2 separate regions of the Mus musculus genome follow, and region 1 is linked to region 2. A link is a contact called in ENCODE POLR2A ChIA-PET data. All regions are on one chromosome and are shown on one strand. The core of a region is the stretch at or near the end of the contact, and the rest is flanking DNA. Distances in the headings are between cores, read along the strand shown. Region 1 holds the start of Eif2b4 (eukaryotic translation initiation factor 2B, subunit 4 delta). Region 2 holds the start of Ucn (urocortin).

Region 1 (6,857 bases), core at 329-2,828, 54 kb after region 2:
GTGCTGGGGCAGGCCTGAGGAGGGACGCCTCCTTGTTCCCCTTTTCTTGCCTGTTTCAGGGCCCGCTCTGCCTCCTGCTTGGCTCTCCTTTCGGCGCGAAGTTCTGCCTTACTCCGGCCAGCTGGAAGTTTCTCCCCAGCAGTACCTCCCAGCTGACTACCAGGTCCTGGGAGTTCTCTGATTGGGTCTATGAAATACAGAGGGAAGAGGTGCCTGGGCTCTAGGACGGTGATCTCTTTGCCCCAACCAAAGTTTCCCTTTTATCTATTTTTTTTCCCTTTCTTGACTGAGGCTGGAATTCATCAGAGATCCACCTGTCTTTGCTTTGGCCTTAGTTTCCCTTTTACCTTATCTAAGTTTTTTTTTTTTTCCTTTTTTGACTGAGGCTGGAATTCATCAGAGATCCACCTGCCTTTGCTTTGGCCTTAGTGCTGGGGTTAAAGGTGTGCTGTAAGCCACCACCAGCCAGCACCATCAGGCTCTGCCTTCCAAGTAACCGCTTTTGTACTTGCTCAAACCAACTTTGTTCTATCTCCCTTTGCAAATCCCTCATCCAGCATCCTACCCCCGGCCGTTTAAAGCGTCCCCGCACCTTGCCGTTGAGCTGCAGACACAGCAGAGCCAATTTCTTGGTCTGCCCCCTTTTCCTCCTTCCGTTTCTTCTTCTGCTGTTTCTTTTCTTTTCGAAGCTGAAGCTTCTCTTCTTGGGTCAACTCCCGCCCTGCTGCCTGAGACACAGACACGGGAACTGCTCTACCCCAGGCCATTCCAAAGGTTTATCAAGATGCTTACTAGATTCCCCCAAGGTTAAGTTCCTAACACTCTCTGACTTCTGTTACAAGTCTACGTAAGTAAGGAGAGAAACTTCTTCAGTCATAGTCACACACCGTTAAGCTCTGTAAAATCTCCCAGTTCTACTAAGAGATGAACTGAAAAGGATGGGAGATGGGGCCAAATGAAGGTGACACAGCTTTCTGTGTAGCTCTTGACAGGCGACTTAGGAGGTCTCTCCCTCACTTACCCCGGGCCGAGGAGAAAGTTCAGTCTTCATCTCGGATCTCGATTCTGCATCAGAAAACAGGGCACAGAGTGAGCCAGACAGGCTCCGGGAGGACTTGGGGAGACTCGTCGGCGCAGCTGGCTGCTGGGTTGGCATGACCACAGCTCGGCTGCCGGGCGCGAGGCGCTCTGGGATCCGCGTGGGGACGCACTGCGCGGCAGGATCAAAGGACAGGCGTGGGAGGAAAAGGGTCAGTCACCCTTCTGGGAACAGCCGGCAAGCAGCACCCTGCTGCGCCCTAGATCTTGTAAACCAGAGTCCCGCGACGTGCAGAAACCCGGCGGCAAGGCCCAAAGGCGCTCCGGACCCCGCATCAGCGATCCAGTGTTCATCTGCTCTTCTACCACTTGGTGCATCTAGCCCTTCACTCACCTTCGCGAACAGCCACCGCCACCGCAGCCATGACTGTGGGTCCTAGGCTCCTCCCGCCGAGGTCACTCACACTACAGCGCCACCTGGGCTGCTGGCTCCCCTGATGCCTCCCGCGGAGTCAGTCCCCAGCGGACTACAACTTCCGGCGTGCACTGGGTCCCGCCCAGGACTACGGGTCGCGGTGAGGACCAAAGGATGTTGGGTTCCCAATTAGGAGCGTCTCCGGCGCTCGACTACAGCTCCCAGCATGCCGAGGTTGCTGCTCGCAGAGCCGTCATCCTACAGCCTTCCCACCTCGGAGTTCAGGCCCACCAAAATGGCGAGCTGGGCTGCGGAGACGCGCTGAGTGGCAGAGGCAAGCGAGCAGAGGCGCTGCGAACCTGGTAGTACGGAGCTCTGCCTTAGGGAACATGCACTTTTCCATTCCTGAAACGGAGTCCCGCAGTGGGGACAGCGGCGGCTCCGCCTACGTGGTGAGGAGGTGCTAGAAGCTGGGCCAGGGCGGGGATAACGGGCCGGAGCTCTCGGAGCGGCCTCCAGCCTTCGAACCTCACTGGAAGCCATCTCATGTCTCAGTTTCGTACTTAAGCCACCCCAAGCTCCAATAGGTTCTTCTTTCCCCGGCCAGGCCGCGACTGCTCTGGCGGTGGGCACTATTGTCATCTCCGGGAGGGATACTGCCGCACAAGCGCCCGAGTGTCCTCGGGACTGGGCCTTCTGCTTGAAACCCGGCCCTGGGGGAAAAACAGGCTAAATCCCGGGAAGTCTCGGAGCGTTGCGCAGACGGATATGTCAGGCAACTTCCGGACAGGTTTCTGGGGCAAGAGGTGGTTTGCACGTCGATCCTGAGATGTTTGCCTGCTTTTGTGTCCTCAGGCCTATAACATTCACGTGAATGGAGTCCTGCACTGTCGGGTGCGCTACAGCCAGCTTCTGGGGCTGCACGAGCAGGTGGGACTAACAACCCTGTCTAGATGCAGCTTCAAGCCCTTCCATACCCACGGACATTAATCCCCTTTCATTACATCACCCTATAATCACTGCTACAGTGGAAGGTGGACTTTGTTAGCGTGACATTTCCGGAAACTCTCTGAGCGGCTTGTCTCTCACAGTTCCTGTACTTCCCTATACTCACACATCCTTCCTTCTCTGAGCTGTCTCCTTTTTCATCCTTTGCCCCTGCATGGAAAAACTGAACCCTGTTAGTCAAAGCACATTCCTTCTGGCACCTAAACTATAACTTGGGAATTCATTCCCCGGATTAATACAAACCATTCGCTGCTTTCCTTGTGTGTTCTTGGTCCCATCAGTGTATAAGATGTCCAAATGTTTCCCCCCTCACCAGATAGTGAGCTCTGTATAGATAGTGAATCTCTAGAGAGCCCTGTTTCTACTAGATGTCAGTCCTGAGCAAGTTAATTTCTTCCCGCCTCAGTTTCTCCAGATAAAAAGTAGATTCTTGGATCAGCAAAGTCCCTTCAACACACTTGAGTATGCTATGACTTTATTATCTGTGCACATAAGTGTTCCCTATAAATGTTCTCTACTGAGCAGTCTTGCTATGTAAATCAAAGGGCTCCTGGACCCAGGACCCCATGAAAAATCACCCTATAATGTCTTCACATGAACACATACAAGAATTTATACCTAAGATCTTTGGGGGTCCTGACTCTGCCAAAGTCATCTTTTGTCACACGTCTTTTAAAGAGTTGTTAGAAGAACCCAGGAGGACTTGGGTGAGTCTTAGTTGTCACCACTCAGTTCCTGTGTTATGTGAAGAATTGTATCTCTTTCTCGCCATAGCTTCGGAAGGAGTATGGGGCCAACGTGGTTCCTGCATTCCCCCCAAAGAAGCTGTTCTCTTTGACCCCTGCAGAGGTGGAGCAGAGGAGAGAGCAGTTGGAGAAGTACATGCAAGCTGGTGAGTGCACGGGTAAACTCTAGGCTGCTGTGAGCGCACGGGGAGAGATTGAAGTCAGGTGGCTCTGTCAAACGCCCCATCTTAATGGTTAGATTTAGGAAGTCTCTGGTCTGATGTTACTTAACCAGCAAAGCGAATAGCCATCACGGACTTTAAACTTTCCATATTAGTAAAGAAATGTGGAAACTTATCTCTGTGAGAAATACTAGTACAATAGTAGAATTACGAGGAATTTGTGGGGAGAACTTTGTATCTCATGTGCTTCAGATTAACATCATTGTTATTTCCCTAGTTCTGTAGACTGGACTCAACTAGATGGCAGCCAAGGGTGGGGCAGGTGAAGAATTTATGCAAACAGTGTGTGAGGTGAGGCCAGCTGGGGGTGTGGCAGGCCACCGTCAGCCCAGGAAATGGGGTTGGGGGACCTACTAAGAGGACTTGGGCGGGGGAAGCCTACAGTGAGTCTTAAGTTACTAGAATATTGTTCTCTTGACTCCACAGTTCGGCAAGACCCATTGCTTGGGAGCAGTGAGACTTTTAATAGCTTTCTACGTCGGGCCCAACAGGTAAGGCTTTGGGTAGAACCCATATTTAAGAGAGGGACCTGATGGGGGATCATGTCATTTTAATTACACGGGTATTTCCTGGCACCTTTTTTTTTTTTTTTTTTTTTTTAATGGAACAAACCTTCTACTGTACCGCTGAAGTCAAGAAAAGGCCAGCCTTTATTTAAGGATGATACCGGAGGGAGTTTGGAAAATGGGATGCATCTAAGCTGGACCCTAGACCTGCATTAACAAGGCAGTGCCCCCCATCTCATTTATTCACACAGGAGACCCAACAGGTGCCCACAGAGGAGGTTTCCTTGGAAGTGCTGCTCAGCAATGGACAGAAAGTTCTGGTAACTGTGCTAACTTCTGACCAGACAGAAGATGTCCTGGAGGTGAGGTGGTTGTTGAAGACAGCCCAAGTGCCCAGGGCACACTAGGCTCTGCACTAAAATAGCTGGTTGGTTAAGTTGTACTTCCTGTTCCCAGGCTGTGGCTGCAAAGCTGGATCTTCCAGATGACTTGATCGGATATTTTAGTCTCTTCCTTGTTCGAGAAAAAGAAGATGGAGCCTTTTCTTGTGAGTGTCGCTGTCCTTTACTGCTTGCGCTTCAGGCAGTGAGTTCCTGCTGTGAGAATGGGACATTTCCTCCAAGCAGGTCCATGGCTTTCCTTCCTCTTTAGTCTGATCACACTTTCCTTTTTTAATCTGTAGTTGTACGGAAGCTGCAGGAGTTTGAACTGCCTTATGTTTCTGTTACCAGTCTTCGGAGTCAAGAGTATAAGATTGTGCTCAGAAAGAGGTCAGGGCAGAGCCTTAAAGCAGGAGAGGGTGTGGGCTGGATGGCTGGGCCTCATACTGAAGTAGCTTTGCCGAGGGAACCGCAGTGGATGTTGTACTCACACCTCCCACCCTTCTCGTTCGGCTCCACCATTGATTACCCCAGAGTTGCAATTGTTCGCTTGCCCATTTTCCATTCTACTTTTGCTTAGCCCTGTGACCCATTTCCACCTCACAGTTATTGGGACTCTGCCTATGACGACGATGTCATGGAGAACCGGGTTGGCCTGAACCTGCTTTATGCTCAGGTGAGTTTGGAGCTGACTCAGAATTCTTGCCGTGAAGTGGTGACTCATATTCCACTTTCCCAAGAAAACTCCATGACTGGTTCCCAGGTCCTGAGGAAGTCCCTAGAATATTGGTCAGAGCTCCTGACACTGACTCTATAAACTGAAAAGGTCAAGGCCTCACTGCAGTTAGCTCTCAGCTCACGATGACAGCAGAGCTCACTTTTTTTCTCTAGACAGGGTTTCTCTGTGTAGCCCTGGCTGTCCTGGAACTCACTTTGTAGACCAGGCTGGCCTCGAACTCAGATCTGTAGATCTGCCTGCCTTTGCCTCCTGAGTGCTGGGATTAAAGGCGTGTACCACCACGCCCGGCTCAGAGCTCACTTTGATCACTTCACTGGAAGTACTAACTGGGATCCCCAACTTTCCATTCGTTGTCTCCACTGTATGTAGACGGTGTCAGACATTGAGCATGGCTGGATCCTGGTCACCAAAGAGCAGCACCGGCAGCTCAAATCTCTGCAAGAGAAGGTCTCCAAAAAGGAGGTGAGCTGGTTTTTGCCTTGTCTCCCTGTAAGGGTTACGAGCTCTGAGCTACTCCCTGTCTTGTAACTAACCACACCTGGTGAACATTTTTCAGTTCTTGCGGCTGGCCCAAACTCTGCGGCACTATGGCTATCTGCGCTTTGATGCCTGTGTGGCTGACTTTCCAGAGAAGGATTGCCCTGTTGTGGTGAGCGCAGGCAACAGTGAGCTCAGTCTCCAGCTGCGACTACCAGGCCAGCAACTCCGTGAAGGCTCTTTCCGTGTTACCCGAATGCGATGCTGGCGGGTCACCTCCTCTGTGAGTTTCTTTTCTTTCTTTCTTTCTTTTTTTGAGACGTCTAGTTATGCTAGTACTGGCCTGGAACTGTGTAGCCTAGGTGTCTTTGAACTCATGACCCTCCCACCTCAGCTTTCCAGTGGCTACAATTAGCACACCTGGCTTTCTTTTGTGACTGGGCTTTTTTTTTCCCACATCTTGAGGCTGGTGCAAACTCCGTGGCACTATGGCCAACATGAATTCAGCCTGACCCCTATTCCTCTTCTAGGTGCCACTCCCTAGTGGGGGCACGAGCAGTCCAAGCCGGGGTCGGGGTGAGGTTCGCCTGGAACTGGCTTTTGAATACCTCATGAGCAAGGACCGGCTACAGTGGGTCACCATCACCAGCCCACAGGTATGAGCCCACCCTCAGAGCTCTTATGAAGCCCTCAGGTCCCCAAGTGGGAGTCCGTGTTGTAGACCTGGGTGGGGATGACTTCTCTTCAGACTGAGTCACCTTCTTGCCCTTAGGCTATCATGATGAGCATCTGCCTGCAGTCCATGGTAGATGAGCTGATGGTGAAGAAATCTGGGGGCAGTATCAGGAAGGTAAGCGGCGGCAGAGACTGAACAGCTGAGTGGCTGTGCTCTCCCGGTTTGGTTTGTCCTAGGAGTAAGTTTCTCTTGGGAGGAAGGGGAAGTGGTTGGGCTCTGAAGTGAATTTTCTCTCTGTATCAGATGCTGCGCCGGCGGGTGGGGGGCACCCTGAGACGTTCAGACAGCCAGCAAGCAGTGAAGTCCCCACCATTGCTCGTAAGTTAATGTCAGCTAGCACCTTGGCTCCCAGCTCAGCCTTGCCTTCCTGCTGCCCCTAAATCTAACCGTTCTGCCTCCTTCCCCCCAGGAGTCACCAGACGCCAGCCGGGAGTCCATGGTGAAACTCTCAGTGAGTTACAGGGTTGGTGAGGTTGACTGTAGGGCCTCACAGGCTGCCACCCTCTGACCCTCCTCCCACCTCTGTTACAGAGTAAACTGAGTGCTGTGAGCTTGCGGGGGATTGGCAGTCCCAGCACAGATGCCAGTGCC
Region 2 (6,490 bases), core at 1,283-3,782:
GTCACCACATAGGAAAAATCACTCTATCATGTTGTGCGCTCTCTCTCTCTCTCTCTCTCTCTCTCTCTCTCTCTCTCTCTCTCTCTCTCTCTCTGTGTGTGTTTCTGTCTCTGTTTCTGTCTCTCGGTCATTCTGTCTCTGTCTCTATCTCTCTGTATGTTTCTCTCTCTCTGTGTTCCTGTCTCTGTCTCTTTCTCTGTTTCTGTCTCTCGGTCTCTCGGTCTCTCTCTCTCTGTCTCTATCTCTCTGTTTCTGTCTCTCGCCCCCCCCCAACCCCCTTGAATTGGGATATAAATCCCTTCCTACCCCGCAAGATTGGCGAGAATCAGAATTGGGATTTTACCAGGGCTGGCCCAGTGCTCACCTTGGCCCTCCTTTTCTCCCCTGCAGCAGGCAAAGGAGCTGATCAACAAGTGAGTGGACTGCGCGGTGGGAAAGGAAGGGACCCTGTGGATTCTTTCCTTCTGACCTGGGAGGGGCTTGAGGGAGCGGGGTCCCTCTGCTGAGCCCTTGTGGCCATCACAGGGTCGGGGCAATGTCGAAGGTGGAGCTGGCAGGACGGCCGGAGCCAGGCTATGAGAGCATGGAGCAATTCTCTGTGAGCGTGGAGCACGTGGCCGAAATGTTGCGAACCATCGACTTCCAGCCGGGTGAGGGAGCCGGGAGAGGGACTGTTTAGACCTGCTGAAGGGGTACGAGGTGGGTGCTACGGCCAGAAGAGCAGGGGCTCCACCTCACTAGACCTGCCTTCCACCTAGGCGCCGCTGGGGATGAAGAGGATGACGACATGGCTTTGGATGGGGAGGAGGGCAATGCGGGGCTGGAGGAGGAGCGGCTGGACGTGCCAGAAGGTGAGAGTTGGACGAAGGTTTGGGGGTGAGGAGTAGTTACCAAACTCACGGTCCCTTGGGTGATTGCCTTCAAGGCAGACACCAGGAGCCTCAAAGCGCACCGCCTAGCGCTCTGAAAAGTGCACGTTTCCCCACGGCTTTGGGGGAGCCTGCAAGGTACCGTGTAATAGAACCCCCGCTGCCTGGGAGAGCGAGCTGTCGGGAGTGCCTTGTTCGTTTGGAGCACCCGCTCACCGGGCGGTTAATTCCCCCCCCCCCCCCAGGCTCAGGCCTGCACTGACCCGACTCTGATCCAGAGCGCACACCCGAAGCGGGAGCCAAGGGATGCTGAGGATCTGCGCAGAGACCACCGCGCCACCAAGCTCGGCTTCCCGCCCCCGGGAAGGTTCTCAATAAAGGACTCAAGTGTCCCACGTCCTCGGCTCCTTTTGCTGTCCACTCCTAGGCTCAGCTATAGAAGCAACCTCGCCATCGCTCTACCCTTTCTCAACCCCAGACCATCTGAAGGGGCGGAGGCGAAATAGTCCCTCGTGGCCATTCCCTTTACACTAGAGGTTGCCTCCTAAGCCGGAGACCCTGAAAGGGTATCAGACCTCCGAGTTCCGGGATCTGGCGGGTTGGGGGAAGGGCTCCCAGGAATTTAATAGGCTTCCTCTCCCATCTCATTTAGCATGCTTGTCTCTCCTACCGGCCTGGAGAGCTCCACTTTCCCAAAAGTTCTTACCCTAACTGTAGTTGCCGGTGCCCTCTCACCACTATGACAGAAGATAGAGGCTAAGCTCTTGGGCAGTTTTATTAAAAAATAACCACTCAGAGTATTCAGGGTGACTCTGGGCGGCGCTGCACCGCGGGACTGAGACAGCTCCGGTTGTGCGCGTTCCAGCCCCGGGGTAGGTAAGGGAAAGGGTCAAGGCTTTCGTGACCCCATACGGGGCCGATCACTTGCCCACCGAATCGAATATGATGCGGTTCTGCTCTGCGCGCTCGCGCTGGCTCTGTGTCCGAGCTAGCTCCAGCAGGGTCCGCAGCAGGTGGAAGGTGAGGTCGATGGACAGTGGAGGGTCGTCCCGTCGCTGCCGCTCGCCCGCAGGCTCAGATCCTGCGCGGCGCGGGAAGCGCTCCGCTAACAGCAAGAGGAGCGCGCGGACGCCGCCGCCCTGATTCCGCACTCCAGGGCTCCATCGCAGATTCGGATCCTGGACCCCAGTTGCCGCCGCAGCCGCTGGGCTCCACTGGCTGCTCTCCGGGCGAAGCTGTGCCAAGAGCAGCAACGCCACCAGGAGCGTAGCGCGTCCCCTCTGTATCATGGTGCCGCCTGCCCTGGACACACAGGGGCAGCATAGGGTGAGGTGCACTTGGAGCAGCCGCAGGTAACACGAGCCCCTTGGCGCGCACGCCCAGTGCCCCTGCCGAGACCCTCCAGCTGTTGCCTGGTGTCCACATCCTGCCCACCAGCCCTAGGCGCTGTGCCAGTCCAGTTCCACCCCTCTCTCCCTCCTTCCCTCCCGGCAGGTCACAGTGGGTGGGCTGAGTGCAGAGTCTTGGTGGTAAGGGAGTCTGGATCGTTGCTTCAAGCCACTCACAGGTTATCGGAGTGTCTGCCCAGTGCAAGATGGAGCTCCACTCTGTCCCCGGGGACGGGCTGAAGACGCCTTGGGGAGCACGGGGTCTGTCCCGGGACCGCCGCCAGCCTTATATAGCACCAGGACAGCTCCGACTGACGTCAGCGAAGAACATGAACTGATTGTAGAAACAATGACACCGGCAGCTTTGAGTCCAGCAGCTTCGAGCCCCCAGAGGGGTGCGTATCCTGACTTTGTGTCCCTGGAGCTATCTTTGGAAGCACCCTGGCTGTAGAGGGAGAAGCTGGCAGAGCCATAAAGATAGATCTTCCGGATGCAGAGTCCTTCCCCGACACAGAACCACCAATGTCTCCAGAGCAGGAATAGTCAGGGGTTGTTTCTCTTCTCAAGTAGAGAGGGAGGACTGTGGAGCTGTCCGTGGTTCCGAACTTCTTCACAGCCACAATCTGGACAGAAGTTCTGGGGAGAAGCCTGGGCTGCTTAGACACGGTCCCTAGGCCGGCTACTGGGTCCTCAAATTGAGATCAGAAATGCTCTGCTGGCAGGGGCTCAGACAACACAGTCCCACCCAAAGGCTCTCCAATACAGTGGGTCTGACCCATTCTACTGACCATTGTACAGCAGTACAAACTAAAATCTACAGGTGTCAGAATGGCATAAAAGGGTGTTTGGCTTTCAGAACTTAACGTACCTCCTGAGTTTGGCAAAGTCAGCTTTTTCCTAGGAAACACAGAAACAGTACTATTATACCTTTTTACCTTCTAGGTCAGGAGCTGGGGTGGTGCTGGTGCACTCCTTTAATCATAGCACCCAGGAGACAGAGGCAGGCAGATCTCTGAGTTTGAGGCCAGACTGGTCTACTGAGCTGGTTCCAAGACTACACAAAGAAACCCAGTTTTGAACACACACACACACACACACACACACACACACACACACACACACACACACAAACACACACACGAAAACGAAGAAATCACTAGGTAGAAGTGAGAAAACTTTGGCCCAAGTTCCTCCTCTGCCACCAGCTTGTGTAGTCAGGTCCCTCACTTCTGAAACCATTGGCGTCTGTCTTTGTAAATGAACAGCCTCTGCTTCTTTCCAGTTACAGACAGGTCTGTGCTCTTCTGAAGGGTCTTATTCATAGCCACTGCAGATCCCAGATAATAATGTATCTATTTCTGTGCCTATAAAGTCCCTGACAGGGTCTCGAAAGGCACTAGGACCTAGAAAAGTTAAGCGTGATAGCCACTCTAGTCTAGGGATGTTGCTTAGTTGTTAGAGCACGTGACTAGCATCCACAATGCTGAGTTCAAGTCTCAACTCTAGACAGGAAGTTGTATCTATACAGAGTGGGGACGTGTGCTAGCTATTGGGACATAGGTGTAAAGTTGGCAAGGTCATATTATTCTACAAATATCTGTGAGGAATATACTATGTGGTGGGAATGTAGACAGTCATGCTGCATAGCAACCTTTTAGTCAGTGATGGCAACACACAATGGTGGCTTCAGATAATCATAGCGGAGCTGAAATATCCCTACCACATAGCAGCATTAGTTCTTATGTCTCAGTTTGGTGCATTATTCATGAATCTGCAATAATGCTGGTGGAAACAGACCAAGCTGGCAGTAATATGGAAGTATATCTTGTGCAATTATGTACAGCGTATACATCTTAATGACAGTGTTCTACATATGAAAAAGCTCTCTGTAAAACAGTATACCATGTCAGACTGGCAGCAGAAAAATACACCACATGCTTGTGCACGAAGAGGCCATGTTGAGCAACTGATTGTTACCATCTGCATAAGTATACTCCTTATGTGTGCACAGTGACAAAACTGCTAAAGACACAATTCTTGTTTGATTTTAAAAAAAGATTTATTTATTTAATGTATATGAGTACACTGTAGCTGTCTTCAGACACACCAGAAGAGGGCATCAGACCCCATTACAGATGGTTGTGAGCCACCATGTGATTGCTGGGACTTGAACTCAGGACCTCTGGAAGAGCAGTCAGTGCTCTTAATCACTGAGCGATATCTGTAGCCCAAGACACAATTCTCTAATCCAGCATTTGAGAAGCTGAGAAGCTGAGGCAGGATTGTCACTAGGTTGAGACTGACACAGACTTTCATTTTTTTTTTTTTGGTTTTGTTTTTTTGTTTTTTTTCCTGACACAGGGTTTCTCTGTATAGCCCTGGCTGTCCTGGAACTCACTCTGTAGACTAGGCTGACCTTGAACTCAGAAATCTGCCTGCCTCTGCCTCCCAAGTGCTGGGATTGAAGGCATGTACCACCATGCCTGGCTTCCAGGACACAATTCTATATTAATTAATTAATTATTAATTAATTAATTAAATATGAGTACACTGTAGCTGTCTTCAGACACTCCAGAAGAGGGCGTCAGATCTCTTTACAGATGGTTGTGAGCCACCATGTGGTTGCTGGGATTTGAACTCAGGAGCTTCTGAAGAGCAGTCAGTGCTCTTACAGGCTGAGCCATCTCTCCAGCCCCCAGGACACAATTCTTATAGTGTGTCCCCATCAGCTAAGGGCCAGAGTGACAGCAATATTATAAATGTCTTAGTGGTTAAAGTGAAATGTGCCACTTCAGAGTGGTCACCCTATTCTGATCAGCAACCCCATAGCATGGAAGCTGACACACTCCTTCCTTTTAAAGATTTCATTGTGTGCTTAATTACAAATGCGTGTCTATTCGTGGGTATATACATGTTTGTGCAGGTGCTTCAGAGGCCAGAAGAGAACATCAGATCTCCTGGAGCTTGAGACATAGGGAGTTGTGAGCCACCCGATGTGGGTGCTTGGAACCAAATTTAGGTCCTCTGTAGAGCAGATAATCCGTGCTTCTAACAGCTGAGTCACCGCTCCAGTCCTGATGTGGTTAGTTTGAAGAAGCTGTCCAAGCATTCCAGGGTCACGGTGCATCAGTACAAGGTGCAAACCATGGAACAAGGCACGCTTAGAACTGATGTGCCTTCCAGGATAGGTAGGAGTTCCAGACAATAGCAACACACTGGACAACAGCCAACCTAAGGGACAAGAATGCTACTGTGAAGAAGAGAAGGAGCAGGGTAGGGAGAGCAATGGAAAGGACTTACGCAGGAAGTTCCAGGTTTGGGCTGTGTTCCTCTGAGCCCCATGAGTAGGGACTGCAGCTTCAGACCAGGAGACAACCAGTTCAGTCCTGCTCTATCTCAGAGCTCCGCCTGTCAGATGAAGGCCTCACAGCTCACTCCTTTTCCTTATTAATTTTGTCTATGTGTGTATGTATGCACATGAAAGTCAGAGGACGACTCTGGGGAGCCGGATCTCTCCTTCTACCATGTGGGTTCCAAGGCATGGGCTCAGGGCATCAGGTCTGGCAGCAAGGGCTCTCACCCACTGAGTCATATCACCCATCCAGCAGCTCTCTTTCAATAAATGACTCGTCTACCTAGACCTTTCCAAATATATCTGTATACCTTATATCAGCCAAGATTTCACTTCTTTTTATTTTATTTTTTTTTTAAAGATTTATTTATTTATTTATTATATGTAAGTACACTGTAGCTGTCTTCAGACGCACCAGAAGAGGGCATCAGATCTTGTTATGGATGGTTGTGAGCCACCATGTGGTTGCTGGGATTTGAACTCCGGACCTTTGGAAGAGCAGTCGGGTGCTCTTACCCACTGAGCCATCTCACCAGCCCAAGATTTCACTTCTAAAAATAATGCCCTGCCTGCTGTCATCCATTCACATCTATCTATCTATCTATCTATCTATCTATCTATCTATCTATCTATCTATCTATCTATCTATCTATCTATCTATCTATCTATCTATCTGGAGGGAGAGAGAACACTTATAGTCACTAGATCACCAAAGACAGTCTTGAACTCTTGAACACCTGATCCTCCCACTTTTGACTCTTTGGTGTCAGGATAAAAAGTATGCACTCTCATATCTGGCCTTTCCAGAAGATCTAACCCTGGTTCCCAGCACCCATACCTGGCAGATCACAATGGTTTGTAACTCTAGTTCCAAGGAACCT

The links. ChIA-PET counts read pairs that join two places held with the same protein, here RNA polymerase II (POLR2A).
Region 1: POLR2A ChIA-PET joins it to region 2 with 14 read pairs in embryonic stem cell. The contact joins the promoter of Eif2b4 here to the promoter of Ucn in region 2. POLR2A ChIA-PET finds 5 or more read pairs at or near these places in 2 of 5 experiments (Patski and embryonic stem cell).

What each region holds. Positions count from the first base shown.
Region 1 is chr5:31,191,561-31,198,417 of GRCm38, forward strand. Eif2b4 (eukaryotic translation initiation factor 2B, subunit 4 delta) reads right to left here and starts at 1,579. Exons shown (of 13, transcript NM_010122.2): 1 at 1,433-1,579; 2 at 1,022-1,065; 3 at 593-728; 4 at 1-187. The coding sequence starts at 1,463. It overlaps Snx17 (sorting nexin 17), which reads left to right and starts at 1,744. Exons shown (of 15, transcript NM_153680.2): 1 at 1,744-1,905; 2 at 2,309-2,383; 3 at 3,236-3,353; 4 at 3,855-3,919; 5 at 4,186-4,296; 6 at 4,391-4,481; 7 at 4,617-4,704; 8 at 4,921-4,990; 9 at 5,423-5,515; 10 at 5,610-5,813; 11 at 6,061-6,186; 12 at 6,303-6,380; 13 at 6,510-6,584; 14 at 6,676-6,717; 1 more. The coding sequence starts at 1,843.
Region 2 is chr5:31,136,363-31,142,852 of GRCm38, forward strand. Ucn (urocortin) reads right to left here and starts at 2,533. Exons shown (of 2, transcript NM_021290.2): 1 at 2,435-2,533; 2 at 1,627-2,171. The coding sequence starts at 2,158. The coding sequence ends at 1,790. It overlaps Trim54 (tripartite motif-containing 54), which reads left to right. Exons shown (of 9, transcript NM_021447.2): 6 at 391-413; 7 at 526-650; 8 at 759-851; 9 at 1,115-1,264. The coding sequence ends at 1,131. Mpv17 (MpV17 mitochondrial inner membrane protein) reads right to left here. Exons shown (of 8, transcript NM_008622.6): 8 at 4,301-5,488. The coding sequence ends at 5,419. It overlaps Gm15469 (a long non-coding RNA gene), which reads right to left and starts at 1,075. Exons shown (of 2, transcript XR_003955738.1): 1 at 365-1,075.